2 separate regions of the Mus musculus genome follow, and region 1 is linked to region 2. Evidence: chromatin loops called from intact Hi-C (ENCODE). Cell type or tissue: left cerebral cortex. All regions are shown on one strand. Links, peaks and the distances in the headings refer to the core of each region. The heading gives the core; the rest is flanking DNA.

Region 1 (2,926 bases), core at 298-2,797, 1.9 Mb before region 2:
GTTATCTGATTCTTATTATTATTTGAAAATGCAGATTTTCTAAAGTGAATCTTATCCCCCTTAGTCATCGAGGCAACAGCCTGAGATAAATTTTGCAAAGAAAGACATTGTATTGGATATTAAAGATGTAGAGGAGGGATTTGCCCAAATATGTAGCCATTAGGGCATGACAAACTATACAAAAGTTAATTTAATGAATTTAAATGTTTTAAGTGTTACCCCACTTTTCTTCGGATTGCATTCTCTTGCAGGAATTTCTCTAACAGATCAATCAAAATACAATTAGACATAGCGAGTAGCTTGAGAATTGGGAATCCCAGTTTAGAAACTAAAGTTGTGCTGATATCCAGTGAACAATGGTCGTGATGGCTGTTTTGTGAAAATCCTCAGCACCGTCAGGTTTTAGAAATTGTGTTTCTTGAAGTATAGCTCCGCTGAAAACTTTCCACCCAAGGAATTCACAGAACTCTCAGTTATTCAGCACTTATAATTGAGCAGTGTCTGCCTGGCAGAGGGAGAAGATAGAATCATTGACAGTATCCATGACTCCTTTCAGCGTCCACCAATAAAACAGAGGGTTAGTTAGAATAATCATGTGCTTTGATAATTGAATATGAAGCAGGACAAGTTGACAGTAACAACAGTAGACATTCCTAAAGAAATTGTATGGGAATTAGCATTTTTACAAAATCTGAAAACTGGGGCAAACTAGTTTAAGGGTAGTGAATCATGTTTCCTATACATCCACATTATGAAAGCTCTTTTCAGCTTTTGACAGAAGAATGATTTAAAGCAGAAATCCATCAAGCACTGTGCAATGCAAATTATTAAAATGCCTTATTAGGATGGGGAGGATAACTTAATCTGTAAAGTGCTTGCTACAGAAACAGAGGGATCTGACTTTCAATCCCTCATAGCACATAAAACAAAACAAAACAAAACAAAACAAAACAAAACAAAACAAAACAAAAAACAGCTATGTGTGAACATGACTGTAACCATGTTCTGGCGCAATGGAGGCAGAGGAGGGGGTTCGCTAGCAAGTTACCACATACTCTTGCCAAATTGGTGAACTCCATATTCACCCAGAAACTCTGTCTCCAAAATAATAACATACCAGGAACAATAGAGGAGGATACTGGATGCCAATCTCAGACTTTCAGACTCACATTCACACATGTGCACATATAACACATACAAAATAAACACAGCACACACAGGTGAGCACACACAGGTGAGCACACACATGCACATATGTGCACACACACAAAGCCCTTGTCAATATAGAATACCTGTAAAATATACTTGTTTATTTACAAAATCTGTATTAAGTTATTTATAATAAATTAATTATTAAAATCAAAATACTTCTTTTCAAACCCTCCTTAGAATGAGGTGTTTTTTTAGACTATTAGCTTTCTCCAATTTGGTTTCCATGTCTGATTTGTACCTTTCTTTCTTTCTTCCTTCCTTTCTCTCTCTCTCTCTCTCTCTCTCTCTCTCTCTCTCTCTCTCTCTCTCTCTTTCTCTCTCTCTCTCTCTCCCTTCCTTCCTTCCTTCCTTTTCTTTTCTTTTTTTCTTTCTTCTTCTTCTTCTTTTTTTTTTCTCAATTGGAACTTCACAGCACTAAACCAAACAGGACAGTAAAGATTCTAAAAATTCATCTAAAGAAAACCTGTTTGTTCAGTTGCTCATTTCAGACACCAGAGGGCAGAAGAGTCACCAAGGTAAAATAACTGTGAGTGTGCGGAGTTCCTAACATAGAGCACTGTGGACCAGGAGTTGAGATTTGGCATTGGTACATTAAACGAAAACCAAGAAAATTAAGTAAGGTGGGAGTGACTCCATGCCAGTAAATACTTAACTGAGGTCCATACTAGAATATCAATTCAGAGTTCAATTATAAAAGTAATATGGATGCAGAAAATATAAAAGCAAAGGCTGTAGCCGATGTATAGAAAACAAACCCTGTGTTTAGCAAATCTCATTCAAGTTAGAAATATTTCGCTATTTTAGAATAAAAATGTCAAGTGTTATGGGCTACAACACTTCATTATACTTATATAGAGGCTAGACCAGGCCATAATGATACAGTTCATGATTGTAATAGCAGAAGTTGTTGTTGCTGCTGTTGTTGTTACTTAGAAAGTAGCACGATACATGCAGTTCTTTATGTAACTTAAGTCTAACTTAATAGAAACCTACCACTTTAAAAGTTATGAGTCCATGAGCACACATGAATGGATGCCCATTGATGTGTTTCTCAAATCCAACTGTGTGAAATAATCAACACTGTGGTGACCTAAGAAAGTATGAAGTATGCTGGGTGGGTTAGCACAGATCTGTCATCCTAGCACTTGGGAGAGAAAGGCAGGAAGGTCAGGAATTCAAGCCATCTTTGAATATATAGTAAGTTTCAGGCTTATTTGGGATGTATAAGACCCTGCTTCAAAACAACAATGACCAAAAACTGTAGTGAGATATCATGTATGTACATTTGAAAATGTTGGAGCCATAAGGTATATTGAGATATAACTTTGAATAAATGTTTTGAATTGGAGGAAAAAGAAAATAACTGTAATTTTGTACTTTTAATAAACACAGATATGTGTGGCAGGAGATGATATAAAATAAATAAAACTAACTTTGTGTAGGTTATGCAGGAATATATTTACCAGGGAAACATTAAGAAAGACATAAAAATTATATCAAAGAACGAGAAAAAGAGTGATCATAAACTCTACCGGGCAGCACCACACTTTCATTCTGCTGGTTGGGTAATATGAGAGTGGGTGTGCGATTTAATCATTCTGGACACCAGTTTCCTCCAGTGTAATAAGGGGGTGAGTTATGATGTCTTTATCACTCATTCCAATTCTTACATTCTCAAATTTTACAAGAGTAGTCACTTGATAGTCTGTGAAAC
Region 2 (2,926 bases), core at 234-2,733:
AACACTGTCAACAGGACAAAATGGCAGCCTACAGATTGGGAAAAGAGATTTACCAACCCTACATCCTATATATCCAATATATACAAAGAACTCAAGAAGTTAGACTCCAGAGAACCAAATAACCCTATTAAAAAATGGGGCACAAAGCTAAACAATGAATTCTCAACTTAGGAATCTCAAATAAGAAGCACCTAAAGAAATGATCAACATTCTTTTTAAATTTTGGAATATTTTATTATGTAGAGTACTACATGTTATCCCCTTTGCTAGTTTCCCCTCTGCAAAGTGCCTATCCCATTCCCACTCCCTCTGCTTCTATGAGAGTGCTCTGCCACCCACCCACCCACCCACCCACCCACCCACTCTCAGCTCACTTTCCTGGCATTCCCTTACACTGGGGCCTTGAACCTTCACAGGACAAAAGGCTTCTCCTCTTAGTCATCAGAGAAATGCAAATCAAAACAACACTGAGATTCCACCTCACACCAGTCAGAATGGCTAAGATCAAAAACTCAGGTAACAGCAGATGCTGGTGAGAATGTGGAGAAAGAAGGACACTCCTCCATTGCTGGTGGGATTGCAAGCTTGTACAACCACTCTGGAAATCAGTCTGGTGGTTCCTCAGAAAAATTGAACATAGTACTAACTGAGGACCCAACTATACCACCCTAGATAAATACACTAAAGATTCTCCAACATATAAAAAGGACACCTGCTCCACTATGTTCATAGCAGCCTTATTAATAATAGCCAGAAGCTAGAAACAACCCAAATGTCCCTCAACAGAGGAATGGATACAAAAATGTGTTACATTTACACAATGGAGTAGTACTCAGTTATTAAAAACAATGACTTCATGAAATTTACAGGCTAATGACTAGAAAATATCATAGTGAGTGAGGTAAGCCAGTCACAAATGTACACACATAATATGTACTCACTGATAAGTGGATATTAGGGAAAAAGCTCGGAATAACCACAATGCAACTCACAGACCACATGAAGTTTAATTCTTCATCATGTCTAAAGACCGACTTCTTTTCTTTCACCAAAAATAATAGATGAAACAAAATATTTTTAAAAGAAATCCAATGAAGTTATTCAATTAAAATTTGTGATGTGGCTTTATATCCAGAATCAGTTTCAGGGTGTTTACCTTCTCATTTCTTCCCACAGAGACTAGGATCCCAGGTTTAGTTAAGGAAAGGGTATAGGGACATAACACAACAGAATGCTTTAAACTTTAAATCTATCTCAAACATGAGCTTTGGGTGTGGACGTTGGCACTTGAAACTGGCAGGAAACAAACACATAAAAAAGCACAAAGGAGCTGTGAGAGAATTAATGCCAAGTAGCATCTGACTTTGGACTATAAAATCCAGTGTGACTGTTGAGAGACTTTAAAATAGCAATTGCATGAGATCCTGCAGTGACTGTGAAGGAATATGAGCCTCAGTGATCTGCAAGACTGCAGGGATACTTTGGGCACACTTAGAACAAAAATTTGCTGCAGGCTAAGGAGAATTTTCCTTCTTACTGTGAACTGTGGTGGAATCCAATGTCCATTAAGCTCATATGATGCTGCAAATGAAGAGTCATGTAGTAAATTTCTTTTAGAGTTCCAGTGCCACAAAGAATGAACAAATGTTTCCTTTGGCATCCTAAGAACTTAAAGAATATGCACATAAACAAAATTACTAACCACTTGTCTTTAATAACCTGAAGGATTACCCATTTTTTTTCCATTTGAAAGTTACATCAAATATAAGAAGCTTATTTAAATTTGCCTAACAAGGTTTTTATAGAAAATATCATATAAACAATGGGTAAATGACAGATTTTCTGTAGGAATTGATTTCAGATTTTAATATCTGATGATCCTTTTCATGCTTTGTTTAAATGATATGAAGTCAAGACATGTATAGTTTGTATGTGATGATATGGATTTATTGGCAGAGCATATTGGAAATTTTACTGAAAGAGAAAAATGTTGTTTATTCTTTGTTTTATTACAGAGCTGAATTTTTGAGGGCAAGCTGGTCTCCTTTAATTTCTCAAATTTCTGTGCCTTCAGTAAACTTTCATAGTTGTTTTGAAATAGTAAAGCATAGATATCCGTTTGACATAGAATGCAGTCATGAATTATATTATATTTATTTATTGGCTTCATATTTATTCATTGAGAAAAACATGTAGAAAGAGACTGGAGTCAGAGGAATGACATTTTTTTTTGTTGTTGTTTTTTGTTTTTTTTTTTTTTTAAATCTCAACCTTCAGGATGCAGAAGACAGACTAGACTATACTGTGAGAACCTATTCAAAATGAAAAAAAATGTTCACAAGGAAAGACACACACACACACAAAAAAAAGACTGAAGAAAAGAAAAGAAATAACAAAGAAAATGAGACACTACGTATATATGGAAGATAGCTAAAACATATGTATGTATAAGTAGTTTAAATCATGCAAATCTTGAAAATGAATATTATTTTGTGAATTGAATTTCACTATGAAGTCAAGATTGGCCTCAGACTTTCTTCAGTTGCTTATTTGCCAAATATAGGGATTACAAGGATATGACACTACACAAAAAAATTATTTATGGAGTTAGGTATTCACAAAAAGTACGTGGCACTGGGAAAGTGTGATTTACGTTAAGAAAGCTGTGTTTCTAGAAACATATTCTACTAAAACATGTGATTAAAATTCATTGTGTTAAAATAACTTCAATCAGATTCTGAAAGCATTATTCTTTAATGTGTTAATATACATTGTAGATTACACAAAGAGTACATTAGGAAACCAGGAAGTAATTATGCAGTTTCCATTCCTTTGACTAACGAACTCTTGTTAAAGGAGTAATTTTTTTAAATTTGCTCTTTTACTTAAAGAACATAGGAAAATTACTGACTCTACAAAGAGAGGT

Evidence for each region. Peaks named below come from ENCODE experiments on the same cell type or tissue, not always from the same donor. Only the 100,000 strongest peaks of a DNase experiment are listed, where the experiment ranks them.
Region 1: it touches region 2 in a loop (7-fold over the local background); 14 of 42 quality-filtered maps call a loop at or near these places.

What each region holds. Positions count from the first base shown.
Region 1 is chr5:12,556,907-12,559,832 of GRCm38, reverse strand. All of the region lies in intron 11 of Sema3d (sema domain, immunoglobulin domain (Ig), short basic domain, secreted, (semaphorin) 3D), which reads right to left. Among named protein-coding and RNA genes, the nearest start is that of Sema3d, 180 kb to the right of the region's middle. In left cerebral cortex, for the core only: a CTCF peak has its summit at 1,705 (motif pointing right); a DNase peak (open chromatin) is centred at 1,714.
Region 2 is chr5:10,649,445-10,652,370 of GRCm38, reverse strand. No RefSeq gene overlaps it. Among named protein-coding and RNA genes, the nearest start is that of Gm32266, 270 kb to the left of the region's middle. In left cerebral cortex, for the core only: no CTCF peak of the experiment used is centred there; a DNase peak (open chromatin) is centred at 1,289.